Linked DNA regions of Homo sapiens: region 2 is linked to region 1. A link is a loop called in an ENCODE intact Hi-C map of the cell type or tissue named here. Cell type or tissue: Caco-2. All regions are shown on one strand. Each heading gives the region's core, and the rest is flanking DNA. Links, peaks and the distances in the headings are about the cores only.

What was found. Hi-C counts contacts between places; a loop is a spot of excess contacts. Peaks named below come from ENCODE experiments on the same cell type or tissue, not always from the same donor. Only the 100,000 strongest peaks of a DNase experiment are listed, where the experiment ranks them.
Region 2: it touches region 1 in a loop (11-fold over the local background); 19 of 110 quality-filtered maps call a loop at or near these places.

The regions. Positions count from the first base shown.
Region 1 is chr12:3,799,657-3,808,571 of GRCh38, forward strand. No RefSeq gene overlaps it. Among named protein-coding and RNA genes, the nearest start is that of CRACR2A, 51 kb to the left of the region's middle. In Caco-2, for the core only: CTCF peaks have their summits at 4,387 (motif pointing left) and 4,586; a DNase peak (open chromatin) is centred at 4,385.
Region 2 is chr12:3,654,828-3,663,742 of GRCh38, forward strand. CRACR2A (calcium release activated channel regulator 2A) reads right to left here. Exons shown (of 20, transcript NM_001144958.2): 8 at 4,737-4,827; 9 at 1,484-1,579. Among named protein-coding and RNA genes, the nearest start is that of CRACR2A, 94 kb to the right of the region's middle. In Caco-2, for the core only: a CTCF peak has its summit at 924 (motif pointing right); a DNase peak (open chromatin) is centred at 3,707.

The sequences.
Region 1 (8,915 bases), core at 691-8,690:
ACAGGGACATTGCTTCTGTTATGTCTGAGTCACACTCCCTTTCCCAGTGAAAAGACTTTTGCAATTTATTACATATGGTTTAAACCCTGCAACTTTCTTAACATTATACCCTAAGCACTTTCTCATGTCACTAAATATTCTTCACAAAGATAATTTTCACAGACACATGATATTCCATCTTGTGTTTATATTTAATATTACCTTATTTTTGGCCAGGTATGTTGCTTCTAATTATTTACACACATGTTAGGCTACAGTAATTATCCTTTTGTATAAAAAATAATTTAACAGGGACAAATGTAAAGGCCTTTGTTTAGGCTCAAAACTTCAATCATATAATTATAGATTCTATTTTTCTGGGCTTCTAGAAATTTTTAGAAAAAAATCTGTGATTTTTTTGTTAGTGACAAGTGCAATATTCCTCAATAGTGCAACCAGTATGAGGTTAATATCAGGAAGACACATTAGTTCCACTGTACTCTGTGATAGTCACATTACAGCTCAAATACAGTATCTGTTTCAGATTTCACCCTTCATAAGCAACATGGAGAGATATTTAAAAGACATCAATACAATTTGACAATTTATCAGACGAGGGATGGCTGAAAGAAGGGAGGGATTTAATACTGAAGAAGAGAAGACATTTGGTTATAAGATCTTAGATTTTAAATACAGGAAGGAATATGTTGGGGAAGCTTATATTTACTCCAATGACTGAGAGCTATATGAGGCAGATTTCAGATGTGGCCTAGAGCAGTTTAAAAAAAAAAAAAAAAACTCCCAAAGCTAGGGACACGATAATGAATTCTAATAGACTACCTTTTTCCCACTGAGGGCTGTAAGATTGGAAGGGCTGGCTAACATCAGAAATGGTACGAGTTAGAAACAGCTGCTTCCTCCTCTTCTGCATATTCTTGGATATTAGCATTCTTCAAGGTTCCATCCTTGGCCTCTCAACACTTTCCACACTTATCCTGGGTGAACTTCTATAGCTTTATAGAAGCCACTTCTATAGCTTTAACAACCACTTATCTAAAGGTGGCTTTTACATCTATATTTCTAGCCATGATTTTTCTCTTGAGCTCCTTGCCATCTAGAGAAGTCTTTTCAAATGTAATATATCAAAATCAGAGTTAATTATCTTCCTGTTGTCATTAGTCAGGACTAATGTGTCAGAAACACTAGCCAGCAAAGGCAAAAAGAGTAATTTATTGGCTTATGTTAACCAAACCATGGCAGGAATTAAGCCAGCTTCAGGATGCTTGAAATCAGAAACCAAAAGGCCACCAGAACTCTCCTATCTCTCATATTTGCTTCTCTCTGTGTTAGTTTCACTTTTCCCTACTGAATACCAGCTTCTTACGCCCATGAAAGACAAAACCACTAGCATCACTGGAGTTGCAACTTCCCAGATCCATCACCAGATTTCCCTTAGTGACAATTCAAAATTCAAAAATACCAGGGAAGGGGTCAGACTGGGTCATGCACCCCTACTTAGGCCAAACACTGTGGACCAGCGTAGAGTACAAGACACTATGACTGAACCAGCTTGCATCTGGTATCCACCCCAAGAACAATCACTATAGATAAGGAGATAGCGTCTTGTATTCTAAAAGGTGGGAACAGGGGCAGGGGTAGAAAGCAGCTCTTCTTAGGTTCACATGTACAAGTTGAAGCAGGGGAGAACAACAGGCTACCACTGCTGTTCCAGGAAAAAGGAGCAGTGCCCACCACACTCTCCAACGACGTTCTGTCTTCCACATTGTTAATCTCCACTAATGACATCTCTGCGTACCCAGTCTTACAAACTGTGCCCCAACTTCTTAAAAACTCTGGTCAGTTCCTCAAACAAAACCCAAACTCCTTAACTTAAAATACAAATCCCTTTCCAACCATGCTTAACATTTTTTTTGTCTCCCCAAATTATTCTGTTCCATTCCCACTCCCTGCTTTCCCCACACGACCATGTGTTGCTGCTGCACACGCTTCAGACACGCAGGGCCCTTTCCTGGCTCTACACACTGGTCCGTGATTTGTAGGGATTGGATTGTCCTTTTTCACTTCTGTCACACGCTATTTTCCTACAAGATTCAGGTAAAACGTTGCCTTATTACCCTTAGGTTACACCTACCCTACTCTCCAGGAATAGCTGATCCCTTGGCTTTCTGCATTTCCCATGATAGGGAATTCATGTCTCTGACCAGCACTTAGCACATGGAATTATTTGTTTGATTACATAACTATCTCCTCAGTAGGCCAAGAGCTTCTGGAAGGTAAGGACCACACCTTGTTCATCTTGGATGTTAATCCAGCACAGGGCCTGGCATATAACTGCTGGCACATAGTGGATAGTAAATAAATATTTAATGACCAAAGCAACAATTTGAAACTTCTAATTTTAAGATTTGTTTGGTAGTTTTAACACCTGCAACCACATAATAACAAAACTAAGACTTTCTTCCTCTTTCTTCCTTCCTTCCAGAAATGAGAGTGAATTAATGGATAATGAATGTTTCCTTTGTTTTCATTATTTCTATCCAAAGTATTTCAAATTTATCCAATTTTATTGCAGCACCCGCCACCAGTATTGTCATCAACTTCTGAACCATTTTCCCTGTCATTAGTCCAAAATGGTGATATATTTTATTTTCCTTGAGTTTGAAAATATACACTAAATCTATGACCATCTAGATATTATAAAAGTATCAGGTGACTATTGCTGCTTCTGTTGAAGTTGGCAATGAAAAGTATAAGAGATATACAAAATCATACTATCCTTATCCATAAACCTGTCTGGCCCCCTGGCCCACTAACGGTTTTCTGGAATGGATGAGAAACAGATATGCCTGGAAGCCAAGGGAAATGGACATTAATAACTCAAAATCACAGATTTGTTCTCATTTATGTTGCCTGGCCTTTCTGTGGCTTGTTTTTTCTCCCCTGCATGCCAAGTTCCTTACTTATGTTTCTTGAGAGGCGAAGGATAGGGTGAGATCTGACACCATGCCACTGCAGTGTGACTTCTCCCAGACTAGCAGGGGTTTACTCATGGCCCCACAGAGGCCCTTCTCCTGGAACACGGCAGCCAGCAGTGATTATTGTATCTAAGTCTTGAGCAACTAGCATATGTCAGACACTGTGCTAAGTGCTCCATATACTCACACAGCCTCAGGTAATTCTCACAACAGCATTAAACTGTGAGGAAAGAGCAGTTCTGAGAAGCCGGTCAACTTCTGCAAGGCTACACGGCTAGAAAGCAGCAAATCTGGGTCTGTTGCCAGGATCACCTGACTCTAAAACCTGTGTTTTATTAGAACACATTGCTTTTCAAACACAAAATCCTGACACACACCTTTCACAATACTACTCTCCTGCTACAAAAATTCTTTAAATGAACAATATCAGTGCCAAGATCTTGCATATATGGCGGCAGCACAACACGATTACACTGGAAGATAGATCACTAGACTGGGAATCACACTGCCTGGGGTCTCTGCCTGGTTCTGACATGGAAACGTGATCGCAGGCATTCAGTTCTTCCTGTCTTCCACAGTCACAAATTGGCCTCACCTCAATTTTGTAGGAAGAGTATAAAAATTATACCTTTAAAATATTTGTGGTATACCATTTCAAGTCCTAAGACTTTGAGAGAAGGACTTCAGAAACATCTGGAGTTGATACGCCCCCTGTTTCAATTTGAAGCTAAGTTTATGGCCCATCTTTTCTGACACACATTTTTTTAAAAAGAGCATAGAATATCATATCTCAGAGGGCATATTGTGTTCTGAGGTGTTAACTTTACAATGTTAAGAACCCGAGTTCTTAACCCGAACCCCCAAGGAAGACAAAACTTGGGGGCTCCATAACTCAAGCATGATGGAGAACACAGCCAGGAGGTAGTGCCAGAGGTAAATAAGAAGCTGGGGAGTACAGCCAGAAGCACGTTAGGGGATTCAGAATCTTTCTGGCAAGGTGAGGGATGGGTGGATGGGTGAGCTGAAGGAGTAAGGTTGACAGGGAACTCACTGGTAACAGTCTTTCTGCGCACGGCCTCAGAAAATGGCCAACGATCTTTTTCTAAATTAACTTAAATTAATGCGACTTCACCTGAAGAAAGAAGGAAAACAGATTAGATGACAGTATGTGGCACGGTTATTTAGGAAGAATTTTCACCAGGCAAAATTCTAAAATAATAGACTAGGTTCCTATTGGGAAGATGTGTCCTTTTCCTAGCAGTTACTATAAACGGGATAAATACCTATGTCGGTGGATTTGACCAGGGGTTGTCCCACCTGGTGGCAGGGACTAGATAACTTCTGGAAGGTCCTTTGACCCTGCTCTCTAAAATGCAGCTATGAACTCAGCGCCCAGTTTGTTGTGCCAGTTCCGAAGCAAGATGCTGCCACCTAGCGTCTGCTGTTCTCACACGCAGTAGCACCTAACTGCCTACATACACTTTCATTAGAAAAGCCCTGATAATGTAGTCTGTCCTTCAGTCGGACAAAACAGGCCTAAACACTAAATCCATGTGGAAAATGGAATCAACATTAAATTATTTGTTAAACTAAAATATTCTTTTGAGAAGAATGTAAGAGCAGTCAGCACAGCAAGGAATCATGAAAATCCAGAGTTCACCTACATTGCCCGTGGGTCAACTACGTAAACAGCTAGAGAACATGCAGGGAACTCGTTCTGAGTGTCTTTAATGTATAGATATAGACCCAAGCAGTGGAATATACGAGGAAAGAAATTATAGATCAAGGCCGGGCGCGGTGGCTCAAGCCTGTAATCCCAGCACTTTGGGAGGCCAAGGTGGGCGGACCATGAGGTCAGGAGATAGAGACCATCCTGGCTAACACGGTGAAACCCCGTCTCTACTAAAAATACAAAAAAATTAGCCAGGTGGTGACAGGCGCCTGTAGTCCCAGCTACTCAGGAGGCTGAGGCAGGAGAATGGCGTGAACCCAGGAGGCGAAGGTTGCAGTGAGCCGAGATCGCACCACTGCACTCCAGCCTGGGTGACAGAGCGAGACTCCGTTTCACAAAAAAAAAAAAAAAAAAAGAAAGAAAAGAAAAGAAAAAGAAATTATAGATCAAGGTAAGAACCAATTTTCTAGCATTCAGAATTGTCTACAGCATGTAGTATTTCCTAATCATTGAAAGTATCCAGTACAAGCTGGAATACTTGTGGGAAAGCTGAAGAAGGCATTTAAACTAGCAAAACGGTTAACTGAAACACAATTTTATCCAAGACTTCTTATCCAAGACTTGGAGAACCTTGAAGGCAGAGATTTCACTACTGTGTCCTGTGTTTAGGATCGTGCCTGGTATGGAGTACAGGTACCCACTTGCTGGTTTGTTGAATGAGTAAATACATTCTCTTACAATTTCCCAGGAGGAAGAAAAGTAGCCCAAACAAAAGTTAGACAAGTTGAGAACAAAAAGAACAGCCTCTGACATTTAGAAACTGGCCTGGTACTCACAGCTAAGGCATGTTATTCTGATGAACCTAAACTATCTCACAGAAAACCAACCTCTGACAAGGTTATTCTGAGACCACAATAAAATGAGACAAAACAAGGTCATTTCATAATTGTGTCTAAGAACAGACAAAAATAAGGTCACTGTGCCACCCACAGAATACCAACCACTTCTCTCAGCCAGATGAGCAACTGCTTCTGCTTTGCTAATTACAGCTTATCCTCAGCTAGACTTCCCTCTCTATAGATAAGATTTATGAACATGCCAAATCATAGAATTGCCCCTGCTTTCTGACGGCATCCAATTAGAGTGAAATCCTAACTCCTCAGACCCTTCCCCATATCCCCAAAGCCCAAACCCTACAAAAGCTTTTCTTGCACCCTCCTACCGGGACACCCCATAGTTCCTCAGGGTGTGTGTGCTCTCTGGCTGCCATGAGTAATAAACCTAATTTGTTTAACTTACAGGGTTGCTCCTGGTGGTCTTTGGCCAAAGGGCACTGACCAAGTAAATGCTAAGAAAAAAAAAAGTTATGTCCCTACTTCCAAGTACACTATAAATACTGTATGAATCCTAGCTTGTGAGGGTTGTATTAGGTATAGAAGACTTCTTGAAAGACGAGGGGCCTTACGTATTAATACCCACCAGCATTTACTGAGGCTTCGTGCCGGGCATCATCCCAAACACTTCACAAGTATTACTTCATCCAGTTCTCACAACAACCCTCTAGGGTAGACACTATTATTATCACCACTTTATAGATGAGGAAACAGCAGCACAGAGAGCTTAAGCAACCTGCTCAAGTGAAACAGGTGGTAAAGGGTGGCGCCAGGAATCAACGTGGACGTCTGACTCCAGAGCCCATGCTTCAAATAGAGTTTTCAAGAGGGAGGAATATGACTGTGTGTTCTAGGGAGAGGCAAAAAGGCATAAGCAAAGGCATGGGGGCCAAGAAGGAACTCCTTTACCCAACAAGCTTCTTGATTCCCTTAAACTGTATAAAATCTTCACAATCCCTTCTCCACATACCCCTTACTGCTGGGTCCTGGTTCCCTTAAGGCTGACCCCAGGACCAGGCGCAGGGGTTTGGGGCAACACAATTTGAATGGTTTTGATTCTGTCATCTTTGTTTTAATGATAAAAACAATGTTCCAACTTTGCTTCTACCCCTATCTGGTTTTTCTCATCTCTCCAAAGCCTGATATGGCACAGATGGGTGTGGCTGGGGGACATAAAATCCTCCTTCCCTTAATTAACATCTACTTATCTTTCTATCTTCACATTCAAATGTCACTCCCCAGGAAAGCCTTCCCTAATTCCTGAGGACAGGTGAAATCCCTCTGTCAGAGCCTCACAGTGGCCTGAACTTCCCCTTCAGGAAAGTTCATCACTCTTGTCATTACAGTTCATTATGTCTTCCCTGCTAGACTTTAAGTTCCATGAGAGCAGAGGCCATGTCTGACTTGTTCAGTCCCTGGCACGCCACAAGAATTCAGAGCTGTGAACTAGAAAGGGAGTGGGGAAACTAATTAGTGGCAGAGTTTCATGGACAACCAGGTCCATTCTTTTTCCTTCCTACTGCAAGCCCTTGCTTCTTCTCAATGCATCATGATCCCTGCTATTGTATTTTCCCGACCCAAACTCAAAAATCATCTTCAGTCAGGTCAGATGTTGCCTAGGAAAATCTAGCTGTGCTCCGTCAGGTCTTTTTCTCTCAACGAGAGTCTGATTGGTCTATCATAAACTTCACCTTCTGAAAAGTGAACCTTCCCTCTCTGGTGAGTTATCCAAGGTCACACTGAATCAGACAGCAAAGCCAGGAATAAAATTCAGATCAGCTGGCTCCCAAGTTGAGGCTTGATCTTCTTCTTATAGGAATAAAGTGGAGGAAATGAGCTTGCACGCTGATTCTCTGAGACTGTTCATCAAACGTGGGCTTATAATGCCTACAGCTTCCACATGTTATCTAGGAGACATTAAAGCATAATGAGCCCTTCAGGAAAAGGTATTTTTAAAAAGGAAAACACAAGTGCAGTCTGGATGTATAATCAATATTGCAAAGATGATTTCATTAAATTCTGGATGGTGACTCTCCTTAAGTTGGTTTACAATCATGAAGTCAGCATAAGCCACAGAATCAGAATCAGCTTACCGTATAACCTCTTGGTAGAGGGTCCAGCAATGCTAAGAAGCTGCAGAAAACACAAATGTCTTTGGCATAAAACCTATGCTCCAATCTTATGAAAAGCCACTTAAAAATAAGTAAGACAGTGTCTAAATTCTTAGATACGCAGCCACACGGTGAGAGAATTCAAATAGCCAGGTGCTTGGCCTGTAGTGCTGACAAATGGAAGCCAAGCAATTAAAGCTGAGAAAATGGGTTACAAAATCTTACAGCAGGAGACTCAGATCAGTTACAAGGAATTTACTGTTTGGGTTTAGAAATAACTGAGACATCCTTTTACCTGAGATGGATCAAGTAGAGCTCAATATAGGAAGGAGACAGGAGGAAAGAGAGAGATGTAAGTCCCCAAACCACCTTCCATCCTAGAGTTTCTGAAGACATGAGAAGTAAACTACCACTGCTAAAAAGTCAAGGTTAAAACATGAACTTTCAACTTCTCTCCTGGATATTCAGGGCTCACCTCTCCCGGCATATATTACTCACACTAATCAGGCAGCCCGCAAATAATTATGTATTTCATAGTTCTTTGAAATGTTCATTTCTTCCATCTGTGTTGCCCCAAGTAACATTATGAAATGATTCATAAGAAAGTGTGGCAGACTATCTCGTATCACCAAAACTCTTCCTGCATAGAGTGCAAAGGGATAAAAATAACTAAAATCACTTTGTTAAAGTTTCTAATCAACACTAATTTTTGACAAGGGTCTTTTTTTTCCTTTCCGTGCTATTTTTCATTACCTTTTATCTCTTTTACAAGTACAGAGTGTATAATTTCATCTAGAAATTGACTGTCTCGTTGTTTTAAGCAAAAGAAAATATTTTAAAATAAACAAATAATCCTTAAGGAGAGTGGAAAATCTGGAGGCGACACAACTAGGATCACCATAAGATTGTTTCTCGTGTTATTCCTAGCAATTTGGGAGGTAATCACAAACACTCGAATGGCTAGGGAACAGAATTTGGAAGGATGTGGCTCTTCTAGATCAACAATCAAAGCTCAATTGAATTTTTATCACAATGAGTCAATCATTCTGCCCCTCATTTCTCTCAGTTCTAACCTGAGGAGAGCCTTTGATACCATCCTTTCTTGCCAAAGGTTGAACGGAATGTTTAACTCAGTTCAACAGGAATGATGGTAGACACAGTGCGAGTGGCTGGAGGTTAGATGGGCTGTAGGAAGGATACTCCTTGGATGAAGGCAGACACACCCTACAGAGCTGTTCCGCTGAGCCAGGGGAGCACACCAAGA
Region 2 (8,915 bases), core at 489-8,488, 150 kb before region 1:
ATTTTGCACGCTGATAGCAAATCTATATATTCCCTTTTCTCCTCTCAACTCCAATTCCATTAATCTAGAGAAGCTTTTAAGGGTAGCCAGAAGCCCTGAAAATTCTTAGGAAATAACTAAAACAGTTCAAACAGAACATAGACCTTTTCTATGTCCCTAAAGCAACTAAAAACCCTGCATTTTTATAGCTTCAGCTTTTCTTGGCTGTTGATTATGCTTTGCAGAGCTTCCAATCCTCTCACCAGAGGAAGAATCAAACCAAGGTACATATATCATAATAAATTTAGTTTAATGAATATGGCCGGCAAGGGGAGGAAGAAGTAACAACAAGGAATTTGGCGTGATTCTCAAGAGGCTCCTGTGTAATCAGGCAAGCATGCAGTAATTAAATCGAGTGGCAATCATTCATTTGAGGGATAAATGTAATTGCTAGGAACTTAATGCATAATAGAGAGGAAGAGAAAGAGTAGGAGAAGCAAGGTACAACTGTGGATGGGGAAATGGGGAGGCAGCTGGCAGTTCCCGGAGTAGAAATCATCTTGCTGCAGAAGGAAAGAGACCTAAATTCATAGCTTGGGTAGCAGCAGCAGTGGAATAGTCTCTAGTCTTAGCAGGGCTGTCTTCAAGTAGATTTTGATGTGCTGCTAAAAATAGCCCTCTCTATTGAAACGGAAGCAATGTGTCTTGGTCTGTCCAGAGCTGGATTCCTTCCAGCACCAGGCACAACAAAACAGGAGGCCAGTGGCACCCTAGCCTGTCTCCCTCAGGAGCCCTTGCTAAGCAGTGGAGGCCACTAAGTAGGAGGCTTGCCTAGGTAGTCAGTCTTTCTGGGGTCGTTAGCCAGGTACTCCCAGCCATAGAGACACAGCCATATAGACACTGCCCTGCAGAGGGCACCACCCAGCCTGCCTCCTGGAGGCTCGGGTACATCAGAGAGGAGTGTCTGGTGTCTGCATCCTTCCTGCAGGGATGGAAGCAGCCACAAAAGATGCCAATGAACCAGTCCAGGCACCACACAGCCAGGGAAGAGACAGGCTGACCTTGGAAGAACCTGTTCCAGCAGAGGTATCCATGGCCATATTCTAGAGGGAAGAAACTTATCTGCAGCCTCCCCCCAGATATAGTGGTAGACAGTGTCTCTTGTACCTCAGCATTCCCCTCTTTTCTTATACAGGAGGCAGGAAACAAATTCAAATTTTGGCATTCTCGTGGCTCCTGGGTATAATTATAGGAACATGTCTGCAGATACCTCGTGGGGGAATGCTCGGCAACTTTTCCAAGTGAAACACCTGGTATTGGAGAAGTAAAGGTTTTATGTTGGGATCACCTGTGATTTTAAATGCTATCTTTTGCGCGACTAAATAGTTCTTCTCAGGTTAAAAACTCAAAAGTCCTTAAGTGAATGGCAGGGAAAGTGGGCAAGAGGCAGAGAAAAGGAGAGAGTGAAGAGCCAGGTACTCTGGGGCCATGGATGGCAACATACCCTTTTCTGCTTCTGGGTGAGCTGCTCCAGCTCCTGCTCCTTACATAACAGTTTCTGCTCCAGCTCTTGACTGCGGGCTTGAAACCTCTCTGTGTCCTGCCAAGCCAGAAAGAGGGACACACAGGACCCAAATGTAGCACACCCGGGTTATAGATTTTTTTTTTCCCACCTTGAACCTACTCAACATCAGGGCCCATCCTATTAGACCATGGGGCTTTTCCCACAGCACTGCAGGGCTCTGGTAACCTGCCTGCCCCATCAGGGAGGACCAAATGAGACAGAGATAGTGCAAGCGCTTAGTGAGGCAGGATGCAAACTCCCAGCAAGCGTGGCCATGTTCAATGACTGTGCACCACCACCCTCCTCTCCGCCAAAAAAGGGGCAGTGTCAGCCAGTTGTGGTACACTGAATGGGGAGAATTGGGGCTGAGTTCAAACATCAGGCCTTGGTCTCCTCATGTGCAAATTGGGGGTGACTGGGGGAGGCAGATGACCCCTCGGACACCTTCCGACCTGGATATTCTGTTCCAGGTTGGGCATTGGCATCGGATCCCTTAAATTGGCCTCACTCTGGAAACACAGGGCCATTTCCTCTTCCTCTTGAGGGTCTAAGTGTTCATATTTGCCCACTGTGACTGAAGTCTCCCAAGCCCTGCTCCTCAGGATGTTTTAATATCTGCTCCTTCCCTAGGCTGGGCTTCCCCCACAGAGAGGTGCTGAAGCAGGTGAGAAGGGGCCTGGCTATGGGACGAGGAGGAAAGTGTGTGGGCTATCAGGTGCCTGATGCTCTCAGCAGAGCCAGATCTGTGGTGTAAGGCCCCTGAGCCGAGCGGGACACAACTTGGGTTCCAGCCCTGGCTTCATCCAACCAACTTGCTTCATTCTTTTGGATCACTGTTTGTTCACAGAATAGAAACAAAAATACCCATGCCATCTGCAGCACTCCACTTGCCTGAAGGCGGAATGGAGGTACAAAATGTGCAGGAAGAGAAGAAACCATTGTAACTGCCATATAACTCACTACCGGAGCCCCCTGGGGTTCCTGTCATATGGAAGGACTCTTTCCCAAGGAGGACAGCGTGGGATGCTGCACTAGACGGGTGTCCTGGCATGACAGCAGCAGCAGCGCGGTGGGGGAACACGGCCCCCTCGGGCCAGAGGCCTTTGGACACCTCCATTCAAAGGCGCAGGATGCTTCCTTGCGCATCCTCTATGGATGTTACCAGGTTCTTCTGCCCATTTCTAGGCTGGTAAATGGGCAGAAGAACCACTGGGACAGCCTGTGATTATCCTCATGTTAACCACATGAATGGCAGAGGTACGATCTGACCAGACAGCACCTGCTCCCAACATTTGCTTCCAGAGAATCAGCCCCAGGGAATTTGCCTCCTTCAGCTTGGCTGCTGCTCTCTGTGAAAAATGCTGGGAGCAGCGAGCGGCTCCAGAATCCCCATGATGATGTGGCTGTACCCACAATGGGCCTACAGAGCATCCTCACAATGCGCCAGGACAGGGCGTTCAGGGGGTGTAGCATCACATCCTGGGGTTGGAAGGTGCAAGTGATTAGGTACTTCCTTCACGGTCAAACAAACTGGTAAGGGTCAAGCCAGGATCCAAATTCCGGTCCGAGGGTCCAGCCTTTTCCATGATGTCAGAAACTGTAGCACCACTATCCTTGATCTATCTCCAGGCAAAAGCCTTTGTATCTAATGGCTTAATAGTGCTGCAAAAACATCTGAGCAGTTTCCATGTTCACCCAGAAGGCATAAATCTAAGCACTGAGCTTTAAAGGCATTTGGTGTCAAGAAGGGAGAAGGAGGGAGCAGAAGGGGAGAGGGAGGCTGGGTCACCTACAGTGATGCAAACTTGTCCTTGAATTTTTTTCCTCTGACCTCTGCCCTCGCCCATTCCCCATGCCCTGGCCCAGCATTTACTTCCAAAATCACGTCTTTTCCTTTAGCTAGGACCTCTGACCTATAGTCATGGCCCAGGCAGAGGGGACAAGATGCCCCATGGAGCTCAGCCTCTCTGTGCAGGATGTCATTCGGGATAAAGGGGGTGGCTGTCCGATGGCGGGGAGGTGGGGTGGGGAGCTGCTGTTCTCAGGAACTATTTTGGGATCTGCTGATGAGAAGTGTGTGAGTTCTGTCTGCCGTCAACTAGGTTGAGGGGCAGGAGCAGCCAGAATGCTTTCAGGCGCTACAAGAGGGAGGAGGCCTGGAAATGCTGACAAGCCTCCAGAGGGCGCTAATTGGAGGACACGACCAGATTTTCTTGAAAAGCACTCCGATTCCCTCAGTTTGAATGACATCTGTGATAATAAATGCAGCAGTGGTGTCGATAATCTGAGGCAGCATAAAACTTAAAATTGGCTCAAGAGAAGGGGTTGTGAGAATAGCCGGGCTTAGTGCTGAGCGGCAAGGGAGGCTGCCATCTAAGATCAAAGCCTTTTCTGCAGAGAACTCACCAAGTAGATAGTCCAAAAATGGGTACTAGAGAGTTCTCTGAAGCTTTTTTTTTTTTAAATTAGTTTTATGAACATGTTTCCAGAAGGATCCTGCTTACCTTGGCAAAGAAGAGGATTTCGCCAATCCTGACCTCTTGAGACAAATGGCAGGGCTTGGGAAGGGGCTGATAAGGGTCAGACCAGGAAGAGGGAAGGGAGTTACCACTTCCTCCGTGGTATCTGTGGAAGGTGGGATTTGTTTTTTCTTGGCTATTAAATTTTCCATGTGTCTAAGGGTAAAGGATAGGTAGCACAGGCTCTAATGCTTGTCCACTTAGGGGAGCTGCTGGGCACAGGGTGAACTGGGCTGGTGCATTTGGGTGCATTTGCCATATAAATCTAGGAAGTCAATGTCAGATCCAATTTAACAGGGAAAGCATGAGCCTCCATCCTTTCATTCATTCACTCATTCACTTGTTCATTCATTCATTCATTTAACAAACACTTGTTGAGCACCTAGTATGTTCCAGGCATTGTCTATGTGCTGAGGATACCTTAGTTAATAAAAGATAAAATCTCTGCTCTTTTGCAACTTATATGCTAGCAGGAGGAGATAGACACTCAATAAAAATAAACAAGGATATTACATGTCCTGTGTGAAGGTGATAAATGCCTTGAAAAAAAAATACAGCAGAGAAAGAGGGAATCAATAGTGCATGGATGGGGGCACCAAAATCTTAAACCTGGGGGAGACAGAGCAGATATGTCAAGCTGGCCTCAGAGCCAAGCCTGGGGAGCGTACACTTACCTTCAGGAGAAACTGCTCCTTCTCACTTTTGATTTGTTGTTCCATCTCCTCATAGAGATGCTGGATTTCTTCATCATAAGCAGCAATTTTCCTACAGAGGTGGCAAAAGGAGAGTCTCATTGAGGTTCCCCTACTCCACAGCGGTAGCTCCTGGAGCTCAGACACCAGTTCCCCAACTCTGGAGCTGTGGGTGTGGGGGTGACAGCATAGGTCAGGTCAGCCAACGCTATAAGATCAGTCCCTCATGATCAGCTAACCCGACAAGGGATGCAGACCACAGAGGCCTTGCGAGACCTGCCCCTGCAACTGTTAGGTTTCATGTGGCCTCTCCTCCTTCTGTCCCCCAGCCATCACTCCTAGATGATCCCTATGCTCCTCGGTGAAGCTTCCCTGGACCATCTCCCTTTATTTTACTTTATTTCAACACAAGCCCACAGGCCTCTGCCAGACGTATCATCCCTGTTCCCGCTGATCTCCACGCTCATAGACTATATGAAGTTGCATTGTGTGGGTTTCTTTCCTGTTCCGTTTCCTGGTTTATCTTGTCCCTGTTTGCATGCTTTCTCTCTGCCTGTCCACATCAGGACCCTCTGACCCTGCACTCTCAGGGGACTCTCCCTGTATGCCTGAGTTTGTGTGATCCATGTTTCTCATGAGATTCTCAAGAGATTCCATGATGATGACAACAAGAGCTACCACACCCCCCACCACAAAGCAAAAGCGACAATGTCTAGTGCCTGTGCCATCTCAGGCTCCAGGGCACAGGCAGACAGTGTGAGACAGGCGAGGCTGGTTGGAGGATGGCGATGACAATGAGATGTCCTCATCCCCACTCTCCTTCTCAGCATCCTTTTCCCACTCTTTCCTCTCCCCCGTCAGAAAGTAAGTACCTAGAGAGATGAAGACAAACACACAGCCTATAGAGAGATGAAGACAAACACACAGCCATGGGGACAAGTTTTGTAGGTCATCCCCACGGATGACCCTTTTCTGCTTCCCCCCTCTCCCCATGATACATCCAACTTCAATGCCCCTCCAAATTCAAACAGGAAAGATCTGGTAGTAGCATTGGAACTGAAACTGGGAGTTACCACACTGAATTATTAACATTCCCAGATAGTTGCATTTTCATACCTTTTTTGCTGACCATGCAGTGAAAGACCCTCTCTGTGGCCCTTACTCCCTATCCTCTCCCCATCCTGTTAAGGAAACTTCAGGCTCTGTGAACAGGCTAATGTGGCTATCAAGGCCTGTTCTGAACATGCAACACACACACACACACACACACACACACACACACACACACACACACACACACACACACAATTTTGGCCCCTGCCATTCTAACTTAAATGATGGCAAGCCCACTGTGCCCTTTATTTAAGGGACTTCAATAATTGAGGAAACAGCCCTGGTTCTCAGTTTTAAGAGGTACTAGGAAGATTTCTGAACTGAACATAAAGGATGGGAATATATTTATTCCCCTGAGCCCTCCATCATTTTAACCCCTAACTCCCATGTCCACTTGGGCCTCCAATCCAGGACCAGACCTTCTCTGCTGTCCAAGGCTTTGCCACAGCCCAATTTCTGTCCCTTTCTCACCTGCCACCTGTTGGGAGAGCATTTTCACCATGTGCACAGGTGAACAATGAACAGGAGTCATTTTGATTGGCATCCTTCCAGCTTTACAGAAACCACAAATCTGACCCAGACAAAGGAACAGTGTGTGAGACTCCATGGTCAGGGGCATTGATCACAGAGCACAGCCTTGGAGTTCCCTTGCTTGGCTGCAACCCCAAGACCAGAAACTTGATTTTGAGTGACTGTACAGTAACGGTCCAGGGTGGGCTCAGCAAGAGATGACAGTCCTCCCAGACCTCCACAAGCTGGGACCCCGTCTTCATGGATACGTCCTGCATCCCTTACTCTTTTTGGCTAAGAGTAAGAAATCTCTTCTTGTTAAATGACCAATGTTTGGGATTGTTACTTTTGCTCTGAGCTAACTCATAAGAATTAAAATAAAATCTTGGAGGGAAAGTAAGGAAAAAGGCTCATGCTATTGACCCTGATACTTCAGTGACAGAAGCAGATACAGTTTGAAGGAACTTTCAGAAAGCAAGATGTTTTCTCTTGGTCCCTGGAATGACCTTCCTGTGTTTGAAGAAACTCAGATGCTAGATGGTAAATGATATCAAGGAAAACTTTAGACAGAGATTCCAGCTATATAAATACGGTAAAACTAATAAAGTAAGATGAGAGAAACTTAAACATTGATTTGGCTCTGCTAAAGCAATTCATATAAAGTTATTCATATAAACGGCTTACTATTTATTTCTAATAACCATGCGGGGCATTAATTCTATAATATAATTAAATGTGCTATAGTAACTTTGATCTACTTTTTATTTGATTAAATTAACACACTCTAAGTTTTTCATGCTCACATACCAGCTTGCTGGTATGTGAATTAAGTTATTTTACAAACCACTAAAAAATAACTGGCAGGAAGATAGATACAGGGTTTGAAGAGTGCCTCCTCCTAGCCCTCACTCACAAAGGCTAGGCCTACCACAGAGAAGCCCTAGGATTCCAGGTGGGCATCAGAGATCCTGGGCCCAACCAGACTCATATATGGAAGCAAGCTTTTGGAAAGTTGGTCTGCTGTGAGACTCTCCAGGCTTGAATGACTATGAGAAGCCTCGGTTAGAACACACTAATCCCAGGAATGGGGAAGATTAAGGTGCTGTGCATACCAGTCATGTCACTAAACCAGCGCAGGGACGAGAAGACTTGCATTCTGATCCCAGAACCAGCTCCTTTCCTCAGTGTGACCTTGGGTAAGTGCTCTGACCTCCTCACATCCTGAGGCGGTACCTGCCCTATGTTCCTCCCTACATTGTCATAAAGAACAAATGAGAGTGGATGTGAAAAGCGTCAGAACCACAGAGCCCTCAGTAAATGTAAGGGATTATTTACTCCTGTCATTTTAATCATGGACTGTGGAGGACAAAGGGCAGTGCTCCCCAGGGGGAAGAGAGTCTTGGTTTCAAGGATAAAAGGCCTGCTGGGTTTGGAAAGGCTGATGCAATTGGGAAGATGAAGAAGAAATAACTCAGTCAATAAAAGTGCCTGTCAGACCAATCCATTGGAGACCCAGGCTGTGTGTGAGCAGGAGCTGCAGAGCCAGGAGCCTGTGTCTGCAGGAGCCCCGCAGTGGCTGCGCGGGCAGTGGCAGCAAGAGACACTAAAAAGATGTGCACATATGGTGAGTCACATTCAGCAAGGCTCGCCATATTCTGCCATCAGGGGAAAGAGACAACTCATCATGTTTGCTTATCATATACATCCTCGTTGCCACAATTTCTAAAACCACTTCTATTGCCTAATGCATATAAATGGACTTTGAAGTCTTCTCTGTGAAGATTTTGCCATCTATTCCAACCCTCATGACCCCTTCTCTGAACTCAGATGACAGCATATGTCTTCATTTGATCATTTAACAATTAATCTTAAATAGTCCTGAACAACTGTTTCATTTGGGTTCATGTTGTCTCAATTAGGTTATAAACACGCAGGCATTTATGTCACCCACAGGGCCTGAACTCAAAATGTTAATGCCAAAAACCTGTAAAAACTCAATTTACAATTTTGGGTACCGAACTCAGAAGCTCATGGACCATTTCGAGGGAATACTAGATACCATGGGAGTTAAAGAACTTCAGATTTGGAAGGTTTGTCTGATCTAACTACCTGTTTTTCCAGTGTTAAAATTCTTGCGACAATACCACGTCAAGGACTTACCCAGACTAGGTTAGAATACCCCCAGTGACAGAGAACTTGCTGTTTCTCTAAGCAGTTATTTCATCTTTGGGATATTCTGGCTCACAGAAATCTGTCTTTCCATGACCTTACTCTTCTTCTGCATAAAAGCCTTTCATGTATTTCAGAATGGCATCAAGACTTCAAGGAGTTGCCTTGGGTTCCGGTCAAGCCTCTCCACTTCCTCCAACTGTGTCTCACATGGATTTTTTACAAATCCCTTTACAATTCCCTTCATGCTTCTTCAGATGGGCCGTAATGATCTTTCTCAAGCCACGGCAGTGCCAAACTGAATGCCCAGTGTATGAGTTGGACTTGTGCAGATTAGAGCTGACTATTACCTCTCTTGTTCTAGATGCT